Linked DNA regions of Homo sapiens: region 2 is linked to region 1. A link is a loop called in an ENCODE intact Hi-C map of the cell type or tissue named here. Cell type or tissue: CD4-positive, alpha-beta T cell. All regions are shown on one strand.

Region 1 (5,000 bases):
GGAACAAGGCTATGAAATAGAAGATTGTCATCTATGATCAATTATTATTAATTAGTGGGGAGAGGCACTGGGCTCTTTGTTGAGCACTTACTAGGGCAGACCACTGTGCAAAGCACTTTGCTTCATGATCCCATTTAATTGTCACAGTATTTAATGAGGGAGATACTCATTTCTGTTTTACAAATGAAAACTTGGAGGTTCAGAGAGGTTGAGTAACTGACTCAAGGCGACACAGCTAAGGTTTGAATTCAAGTTGGTTTGGCTCCAAGGTTTAACCACCAGGCTGATCTGCTCCAAATTGGGAGCAGGAGGGAGGTCTGTGGGAAGAGAAGTTTCCCATCATGGGGAGAGGAGACCCTGCTGAGGACCACGGCAGCCTGAATGTACCTGTTCCAGAAATCCTCCCACCCGCTCTGCTCTGGTGGCTCAGTTGGCCTATGAGCCCTCAAGGCAGAGACCCTGGCTCCCTCAGCTCTGCACTTGTGCTCCCAGCCCAGGGCTCAGAGCTGAGCAGGGCCCAGCTCATGTGTGGACAAATGAATGAGTGCTGCCTTTCTTTGTTGAGCAGAACAACGGCTACTGCACCGTGGGAGTCGAGCCCACCTACCTGTCCTCCCAGAACGGCCAGCCCCTGTGGATCCTCGGGGATGTCTTCCTCAGGTCCTACTATTCCGTCTACGACTTGGGCAACAACAGAGTAGGCTTTGCCACTGCCGCCTAGACTTGCTGCCTCGACACGTGGGCTCCCCTCTTCCTCTTGACCCTGCACCCTCCTAGGGCATTGTATCTGTCTTTCCACTCTGGATTCAGCCTTCTTTTTCTGGACTCTGGACTTTCTCTAATAATAAATAGTTCTTCTTTATGTTGGTCATCCTGTTGTTTTTGGAAGGGAGTTTTCCCTGAGTGGCTACAAGGTTTCCTGGTGGGTCACTGTGATTCTAAGAGAAATGGGACCTAAGGCATGGCTTGGGATGGGCTCTGTAACCCTCAGAGCTTAAAGTTCATACTTTTCCCCTGGAAAGGGAAGACAGTGGTAGCGCCATCATGGGTGGGTGGGTGGCGGGCCGGGGGAGAGTGTTCCTACTTGAGTCACAGAGAAATCGAGCCTATTTGCTGGAACCAACTCAGCAAGGGATCTTGTCCCTTTGGACTTCATCCCTGTCCTCCTCAGGAGCCTCTTAGCAAAAGATCCAGAAACCAGGAGCAACATTGTATGTGGGGAAGGAGGAGAGAGAGGAAGAAAAGGAGGAGGGGAAGGAGAAGAAAAGCAGGGGAGGGGCTGGGGGAGGAGACAGGGAAAAAGGGGCGGGGAAGAGGAGAAAGTAGAGAATGATGCCTCCGCACCCTGTGAACTTCCAACAAGGGAAGGTGACATGAAAGGAGCTCAGACAATTTCTGTCCAGCAACATGACAGCAAGCTCAGGCTGGTGAGTGGGGCGTGAATGTAGAACCCATAATGGGGGCAGGCTGCCTTCTACTGTCATATTTTACCCTGTACTTCGCCAGGCTCACCCTGGCCTTGCCCCTTATGATCGGGGCAGGGATAAAAGTGCAAGATCCAGGTCCTGCACCCTACTCCTGAAGAGAAGCTGGAATTTGCCACAGGTGGAGTTTCTATGGCAACAGCACACCATCTGGGACCCTCTCTTTCTTAGACTGCCGAAGGACAGCAGGCTGCAGGTTCCTTTTAGGGGGTCGGACAGGCTACAGAATGTATCTTAGTGAGCCCTGGTTTGGGACTTTACTGAGAGGAGAAAGAAAACTTGCAAAGAGGTAGAAGTGGATCAGAGGTTCCAAGTCAAGAGCCTCTTTCCCTGTAAGCCTTAGTCCGCTGAGCGGGACTACAAATCCCGGCGTGCCTAGCGGGACTGCAGCGAGAACTACGCTTCCCAGTGGGCGCCGAGGCAGAGCGGCTGGGAGGCGGGGCGGGTGCTGCCCTCTGCCGGGCGCGGAGGGAAGTGTGCGTGGAGTGACAGCCGGAGCCCGGGCGCCGGGCGCGGGGCTCGGTGACAGCGGAGGCGGCGGCCCGGGCGGGACGCAGGGAGCGGCCGCGGCGCCGACGGCGGCGGGAAGGGCGGACGGGGCGGGCCTCCCTGGTGGCACGGGGCCGGAGCAGGCCGGGAGCAGGTGGCGGGCACAGCTTGCGGGCCAGGCACCCGAACTTGCGACAAGTTGCCGGAGCCGCGGGGCGCGGGCGGCGGACAGATTGACCTTCAGAGCGAGGTGAGCGGGACCGGGGAGCGAGAGGCACGAGGAGGGCCCGGGACCCCCGACCCAGGCTCCCTGGCCCCTATCCCGTGGGTCCCGGAGACAGGTGGGAGGGTGGGGGATGCCGGCAGGAGAGGGAAGCAGGACCGTGCGCGCCGCCACCCACCCGCAGTCCGTCCGCCCCCGGGCGCCCAGCGCGTGGCCCGAGCGGCGCTGCCCGCCGAGCCGGGAGCCCCCTCGGCCCCTCCCTTCAGGCGCGGGCCGGGGGCGGCTTCTCCGCGACCTTATGTAACCGGGCGGGAGGGGCCGGGCGGGCATGGGCCTTCCCGGCCCGGAGCTGGGAGTCGAAGGGGCGGGAGGCGTGATGGTGAACTCGCAAGAAGTTTGAGGGACGCGCGGGCCCCGCGCCCACTCCCCCTCCACCGGACACGGCTGGGGCCGGCGATGCCTGAGAGGGGGTCGGAGGTAGGGGAGGTGTGCGGGGGCTGAGTCTGGCCAGGCCAGCGGGGGGAGTGGGAGGGCCAGAGCGGCGCCACGCCCCGGGGGCTGGGCTGATGGGGGGGCGGGTGGAAGTACCATCTCTCCCTCCCTTCCCGTCCCTTCCTCCAGCTCGGTCTCTTGAAGAAGCCGCCCCTGGCCCCGTCCCCTCGAGTCCCTGGGCAGTCTCTTTCTCCCCGTGGGTTATTCTATGACCCTGGGGAACACCAACCCCGGAGCGCTCCCTCCGTGCGCCCCGTTGTCTGCCTCCCCCCGGGTTCCCAGCTGCCTGCCCGCCCCCCGAGTTTCCCCCTCCCCCCGTCTCGGTCCCGAATCCCGGAAAACACGCCCCCTTCCCCCCGATCCCCCGAGTCCGTGCCGCCCACCCCTGGGCTGTCCCGACCAGCTCTGGCCCAGCGCGTCCGCTCGCCTCCTGGAAGGGAGCGGGCAGATGCCAGCTCGGCCCCCTCCCCGCGCGGGGTTCCGGCTTCACGCACGGCTGCCCCGAGCTGCTCCGGGCTGCGCGAGCAGGTTCGCGCCGCAGCCGCCTGGCGCGCCCCAGCCCCGCGCCCCGGGTGAGGAAGGGAGGGAGCCCGGGGCGGGGCTTGTCTGCGCGAACCCCGCTGGGCCCAGGCCCCCGCCCTCCGCTCTCCGCCAGCCCCTGGCCGCTGCGCCTTCCCCCGAACCCCCCTCAGCTCCAGCCGTCGTTCTCTCGCCTGTCTGTTCTGGGGACGGTTCAGCGCGGAGCTTCTGCACTCAACTTGAGCGCAGTTTTTGGCTTAGAGCTCGCTGGGGAAGTGCAGGTTAATTACTGCCCAGCTCCCATCCTCTGCCCTCCCCCCATCCCGAGTGAGGGGCTGCTTCATCCCTCAGGGAAAGGGACAAGACGGATGCAGGCCCCCAGTGACACCTCTGGGGTGTGGCCTCAGGCCCCTGCACCCGCCCTGGCCGAGATTCCATTGGCCCAGACCTGGCACTGTTGGGCAGCTGGGGATGAGGTTGGAGGCTGGTCTCTGGTTTCCTTCTGGGTGGACAGATGCGGATGCGCTCGGTTAGAACGCAGTTCTTGGTGCCACGACTGGGAGACAGTCCTCAGGCCCTCCCCTCAGGGAGCTCACTGTCCGGGGAGGGACAGCCAGCAATAGTTCCTGGCCGGCCAGGAGAGGCAGAGGCAGAGGAAGGGAAGGGTCAGCTGCCTTGAGGTCCCTGCCTGCTAACCTGACGGTATGCTTTCACCATGCCGGTGACCCCAGCCCCAGGACCACGAGCAACTCGCCTGGCTCCCTTCTCTCCGTCTGCCTCCTGGCCGCGGGGCCCGGAGAGCTGGGAGCCAGAGGGTGTAAATGAAGGGCAGAGCTGTTTGGGTGACTCCATGCTCTGCTTCTCCCCGAGGGAAGCCAATGGTGCTTACCATTTACAAGGCTTGTTACAGCTGCAGGGTTATTTTGTCCTCAACTCAGCTCTGGGAGACGGAGCCAAATGGGGACCCAGGTATCTTGGTTCCGGGTGCCCTGGAAGGAGTTCAGGGGATAGGGCAGGGGACACCCTAGGTGGGCACTGAATCTAGGGAGAGCCAACTGGGCTTTTACGGGCTAATGGCCTGGTGACTCACAGTCAGAGGTGGGCAGGGAGTGGGCCAGGGCAGGCAGGAGCCCTTCCAGGGTCCCACGTGCGCTGTCACAGGCCTCCTCAGCCTGTTTCTGGAAAGCTGAGAAGTAGGTGGAAGGGGACTCCCACCCCTCAAGTCTGGCTGCCCTTTGAGGGTCTAGCTCTTGGCCCTGAGCCCTCCTGGGGCTCTGTTTATGACTGTAATTGCATCATTAGCCAGAGTTAATAGAGTTACTTAGCACCTGCCCCCACAGGGAGTAGCCCAGCCACCCCCTGGGTTCTGTCTCTTCCTTTTCAAAGTCAACTCGGTTTCTGCAGGCAACAGGGGTTTCCCCAACCACAGCTGTCATGAAAACCAGGTTGGGCCTTTGTCCTGGGGATGGAGGGCAGTCAGCACTTGGGGCCTGGCTTGGGGCTGCCCTGGAGATGACCATGGAAATTGGGTTGGCCTCCTCTGATCGGAGGGTGGGAGTTCAGGGTTCCCAGAGCTGCCAGAAATGTTCACGTCCCAGGACGCAGTGAACATATATGCATGTACAGTGTGGATCCTCATCTGAGAGGAGGGAGATGAAAACACACCCACCTCACAGGCTGTTGTGAGGACTAAGGGTGCGGCAGTGCCTGGTACATGGTGAGTACATGATGTTGCTTTCTGGGTTGGTGTGGGGTTTATGTAATGGTTGTGAGTTTGTGTGTGTGGTTAAAGT
Region 2 (5,000 bases), 320 kb before region 1:
AATCTCTGCCACCTGGGTTCAAGCGATTCTCCTGCCTCAGCCTCCCGAGTAGCTGTAATTACAGGCGCCCGCCACCACATCCAGCTAATTTTTTGCATTTTTAGTAGAGACAGGGTTTCAGTATGTTGGCAAGGTTGGTCTTGAAACTCCTGACCTCAGGCGATATACCCGCCTCGGCCTCCCAAAGTGCTGGGATTACAGGCGTGAGCCACCACACCTAGACCCAAAATTTGTTTTTTCTAACGTGGCAAATACACATATACAAAAGCTACTTGGGGTCCTCAATGTTTATTAATATAAAGGGATTCTGAGAGCTGGGTGTGGTGGCACATGCCTGTAGTCCCAGCTATGTGGGAGGCTTGGGTCCAGAAGTTTGAGGCCAGCCTGGGCAACACAGCAAGACCCCATCTCTAATTAATAAGAATAAATAAATATAGGAGTTCTGAAGCCACAATGATTGAGATCACTGCTTTAGGAAAACATTTGGTATTTAAAAGTGCCAAATATCAGCTGCAGAGAGCCACCTTGCCCAAGATCACCCTTCCTGGGGTAGCCCACATCTACTGTTTGATCAAGACCTGAGTATAAAGGCAGGGCCTTTTCAGCTTGATGGGCAATAATGCTCCAGGGGTCCTGGCTAAGTTGTCCACTTCTTTATTGGGCCTGCATTGCACCCCACATCTCCCTCTGCCCAAACCTTTCTCCTACTTCCTTTCATAGTTGTTGATCCCTAAGAAACACCGTAAATACTTCCATCCCTCATCCCATCCCATGCCCCAAAAGTTCAAAACAGGGAAATATGTTGTACATGCAGAAAAGCCTCTGTAAGACCACACCCGGGCTTCTAAATCTCAACACATTTCCTTTTAAAAGTAGCTTTTCAGCTGGGTGTAGTGGCTCATGCCTGTAATCCCAGCACTTTGAGAGGCCAAGGTGGGTGGATCACCTGAGGTCAGGAGTTCAAGACCAGCCTGGCCAACATGGTGAAACCCTGTCTCTACTAAAAATACAAAAATTAGCCAGGCGTGGTGGTGCACGCCTATGATCCCAGCTACTTGGGAGGCTGTGGCAGGAGAATTGCTTGAACCTGGGAGGCGGAGGCTGCAGTGAGCTGAGATTGTGCCACTGCACCCCAGCCTGGGCAACACAGTGAGACTCTGTCTCAAAAAAAAAAAGGGGGGGGGGGCTTTTCCCCTTCATTCTTTGTATCACACAATCTAGCATTTCATTACATAATGTGATGATATCTATTGCATGGGGAATTAGTCCTGACTCCCCAACAAAAGTCCTTAAGGGCACCCATAACTCACCAAGAGCTTAAAATCTCCCCAGCACTGAATGTTTTATATATACATCTCACTTACACTCACAAATCCATGAGGTAGAAACTGTTATCCCATTTCAGAAATGAGGAAATTGAGGTTCAGGAGATTCAGTGGCTTGCCCAAGCTATTAAGTGACAGAGTGATGATGTACACCAAGTCTATCTGATTCTAAAGCCTGTAAGTCACTTCATTATGCTCTTTTCTGTTTTTGTTGTTGTTGTTGGAGATGGAGCCTCACAGGCTGGAGTGCAGTGGTGCGATCTCAGTTCACTGTAACCTCTGCCTCCCAGATTCAAGCGATTCTCCTGCCTCAGTCTCCCGAGTGGCTGGGATTATAGACACCTGCCACCACGCCCAGCTAATTTTTTTGTGTGTTTTTTAGTAGAGACGGGGTTTCGCCACGTTGGCCAGGCTGGTCTTGAACTCCTGACTTCAGGTGATCCACCCGCCTCAGCCTCCTAAAGTACTGGGATTACAGGCGTGAGCCACCACGCTCGGCCCATTGTGCTGTTTTCTTTTCTCAACTTTTTACATTAAAAAAAATTTTTTTTCTCCCCTCTTAAGAAAAAAGTTTGTTTCTTAAATCCTCTCAAACACTATCACAAAGCAGGGCACAGAACTGATGTTGGGGTTGACTCCAAGGCCAAGTGTTTCCATGTACTCACAGCTCTGCAGCATCTCTGTCAGCGTTTCCACGGATGCTTTCTCGGCACTCTCAAACCCTGCCTCTGTCAGCAAGGAGCTCACAACCACCTGCAGGGTTCTCCTCCGGGCCAGATGATAGTTATCGGCAGGGTTAGTGGACTGTTTACTTCCCGATCTCTGTGAATCAGCAGAGAGATTTTCATCCACAGGAGAAGGATGCAATCACATAGTTCATACGTGGTCAACGGCAAGCAAAGTTATTTTACTAAATAATTTTATTTTAAAAATCAGTGCTTAATGTTTAGATTTACAGATCTTGGCCAACTGAGTAAAAATTGAGCACCCAAGGTGCTTTAAATACAGAGACCACTTCTCCGCTTACCTAAAACGTACAGTCCCAATGAGATAAAATAGCAGGTCTTTTACTTTCTACTTTAGCAGATTATTAGAATACATAGCTGAAGAAACACGCATGATGGGATTAAGACGTGTCCCGCAGAAAAAACAGGATCCCTCTCTTGTGCCTCCCATCTTCACACCATTTCATTGAAAGGGAAAATGAAAACAGTAACAAGAGGTGACCGCGAGGAGAGGAGGGCAAAAGATAAAAGCACAAAAAAGTAAGAAAGCTAAATATTTTGAAACGGGAATGCCTTTCAACTTTGGCCGGCCAATAAGAAGGCGAAAACGGCATCTTCAGACCAATCGGGGGTGTTCCGGGCTCCCAACCCCCAACAGCGAACGAGCCAATCAAGACACAGGTCCGCCAACTCCGGAGGCCGCAGCCAAGTCCCAAGGAGGGGGCGCCTACGGCCTGAAAACACCCTCCGCCAGTCGGAGCTCATGATGGGGCTGAATTTCTGGGCATTATCTTGTTGCTCAGTCGAGGGGAAAGTTGCAGGATACCCAAACTCTCTCGGCTCCGAGCCCGCGCTTCCTGCCCTTACCGTTCCGGAGCCACCGGCCCCAGCTGTGGCCGCCGCGTCGGCCATCTTGTTCTGGCGTAGTGTGCGCGAGCGCGGGGCGCGATGGGACTTGTAGTCGCGGGGCGGGGCGGGGCGGGGCGGCGTGCGCCCCTTGGTTTTCCGAAGCCCAGTCGGTTGGGGGACGCCTCCGGTGACCCCGGCTCACGTGACTTTTTTTTTTTTTTTTTGGATACAGAGTCTTGCTCCGTTTCACAGGCTAGAGTGCAATGGCGCGATCTCGGTTCACTGCAACCTCCACCTCCCAGGCTCAAGCGATCCTCCCGCCTCAGCCTCCGGAGTAGCTGGGATTACAGGCGGGCACCACCACGCCCCGCTAGTTTTTGTATTTTTAGTAGAGACCGAGTTTCGCCATGTTGGCCAGGCTGGTCTCGAACACCTAAGCTCAAGCAGTCCGCGGCCTCGGCCTCACAAGGTGCTGGGATTACAGGCGTGAGCTACCGCGCCAGCCTCACGTGACCTTTTGAGAGTGAAGTGTTCTGGGGCCTTCAGTGGCTTGGTTGTGGGCCAGGAAAACGCGCCCGGTTTCACTGAGTTAAAAGAAACCTATTTTAATATGAAAATCGGTTCTTATAAAGAGCATACCAGGAGATCATCTACACTCGCAGGGTTTTCCAAACTTGTCTTATTATTAGTAACACCTGGCTGGGCCCAGCCCAATCCCAGTGACTTCACTCTCTGGAAGAGGGGCTTGGGAATCTTTCTCATTAAGGAGCTCCCCAGATGATTCTTCTGAGCGAGTAATGTTGGGAAACCCTGGAGCATCCAGCCTGGTGATTTTGTGCTGAGGGCCGCCCCGCCTGTCAATGGCCCACTTGGAAGTAGAGCCTGGACCACCTAGTCCAAGTCTATCGCTGCATCCTGCTGCCTTCGCGCCCTCGACCCGCAAGTATTTGCGAGGCAAGTCTAGGGGGCGGGAGACTTGTCCCTTGCCGCCTCACTCCCAGGGCGTGGGGTGCCCGCGGCTACCAGTGGTTTTCTCCCTAGCCTGTCAGCCCCTCTAGCTGCGCCGTGTTCGTCCCCATTTGCAGGTGCCTGGCAGGACGCAGATTCTGGGCTTGGATCCTAACACTAGCCAGCTATGGTACTTCGGGCACTTGACCTTAATCCTCAGTGTGTCTCAGTTTCCTCTTCTGTAAAGCTGGGGGAAAGATGAGATGATACACAGAAAGAGTCTGTCACAGTGCCTGACGTGTAGTAAGAGTCAAGAAATCGGCCGGGCGCGGTGGCTCTCGCCTGTAATCCCAGCACTTTGAGAGGCCGAGGCGGGTGGATCACCTCAGGTCAGGAGTTCGAGACCAGCCTGACCAACATGGTGAAACCCCGTGTCTACTAAAAATACACAAAATTAGCCGGGCGTGGCGGCGTGCGCCTGTAGTCCTAGCTACTCGGGAGGCTGAGGCAGGAGAATAGCTTGAATCCGGGAGGCGGAGGTTGCAGTGAGCCGAGATCGCGCCACTGCACTCCAGCCTGGGCGACAGAGGGAGACTCCATCTCAAAAAAAAGAAAAAGAAAAAGAAGTCGCTCCTCATGATGTTGTTTACTTCCTGGATAGCACGTGGAGGAGTTGCCAACGCCGGGAGGCAGCGGTCCGGGAACCCGTGCTGCCCCGGCCCCGCCGCCCACACCTGAGCCTCCGTGGCGCCCCGCCCCCGCACCTATGCCGCGTGGGGCGGGGGCTGCGGGCGGGGGTGCGCGGCGCCGGATGAGCCTCCTGGCCTCGCCGAGGGTGTACAGGGGGTGGGAGAGTCAGGCCGGGGACCGAAACTTGGCTGAGCAGAGCACCAGCCCCTTTGTCTCCTCCGCCCCCTCTTCCCCACTTCCTGCCCAGCTCTGGATCGGCGGCGCGGCGCGGACTTTGTAAACACTTCGCCACTGCAGGGGTGGAGACTGGCTCTGTTCGGATGCCGGCCGGGGGGGAGAGGTGCAATCCTCTCCTCGCGGCTGGTGGTTGCGACCACCCCCACTCCCCAAAGGCAGGCTCCGGAGGCGGCGGGACAGAGCGCCTGCGACCCCAGTCGGTGCTCCGGGGAGGTCACCTGACGAG

Evidence for each region. Peaks named below come from ENCODE experiments on the same cell type or tissue, not always from the same donor. Only the 100,000 strongest peaks of a DNase experiment are listed, where the experiment ranks them.
Region 2: a loop joins it to region 1, with 15 times the contacts of the local background. A loop is called at or near these places in 14 of 110 quality-filtered maps.

The regions. Positions count from the first base shown.
Region 1 is chr6:41,732,573-41,737,572 of GRCh38, reverse strand. TFEB (transcription factor EB) reads left to right here and starts at 1,965. Exons shown (of 9, transcript NM_001271944.2): 1 at 1,965-2,223. It overlaps PGC (progastricsin), which reads left to right. Exons shown (of 9, transcript NM_002630.4): 9 at 569-862. The coding sequence ends at 721. MIR10398 (microRNA 10398) reads left to right here and starts at 3,963; the gene lies at 3,963-4,019. RefSeq lists silencers at 1,807-2,276, 2,317-2,846, 2,977-3,416 and enhancers at 4,067-4,176, 4,667-4,716, 4,073-4,769, 4,787-4,866. In CD4-positive, alpha-beta T cell, a CTCF peak has its summit at 1,910 (motif pointing left); DNase peaks (open chromatin) are centred at 1,902, 2,762, 3,262, 4,602 and 3 weaker places; H3K4me3 peaks cover 2,862 bases; H3K27ac peaks cover 2,573 bases.
Region 2 is chr6:42,048,504-42,053,503 of GRCh38, reverse strand. It overlaps TAF8 (TATA-box binding protein associated factor 8), which reads right to left and starts at 2,980. Exons shown (of 9, transcript NM_138572.3): 1 at 2,918-2,980; 2 at 1,991-2,147. The coding sequence starts at 2,962. It also overlaps a transcript of CCND3 not described here. RefSeq lists enhancers at 2,254-2,805, 2,475-3,024, 2,806-3,357 and a silencer at 4,494-4,743. In CD4-positive, alpha-beta T cell, no CTCF peak of the experiment used is centred here; DNase peaks (open chromatin) are centred at 2,693, 2,973, 3,403, 4,663 and 2 weaker places; H3K4me3 peaks cover 3,128 bases; H3K27ac peaks cover 2,527 bases.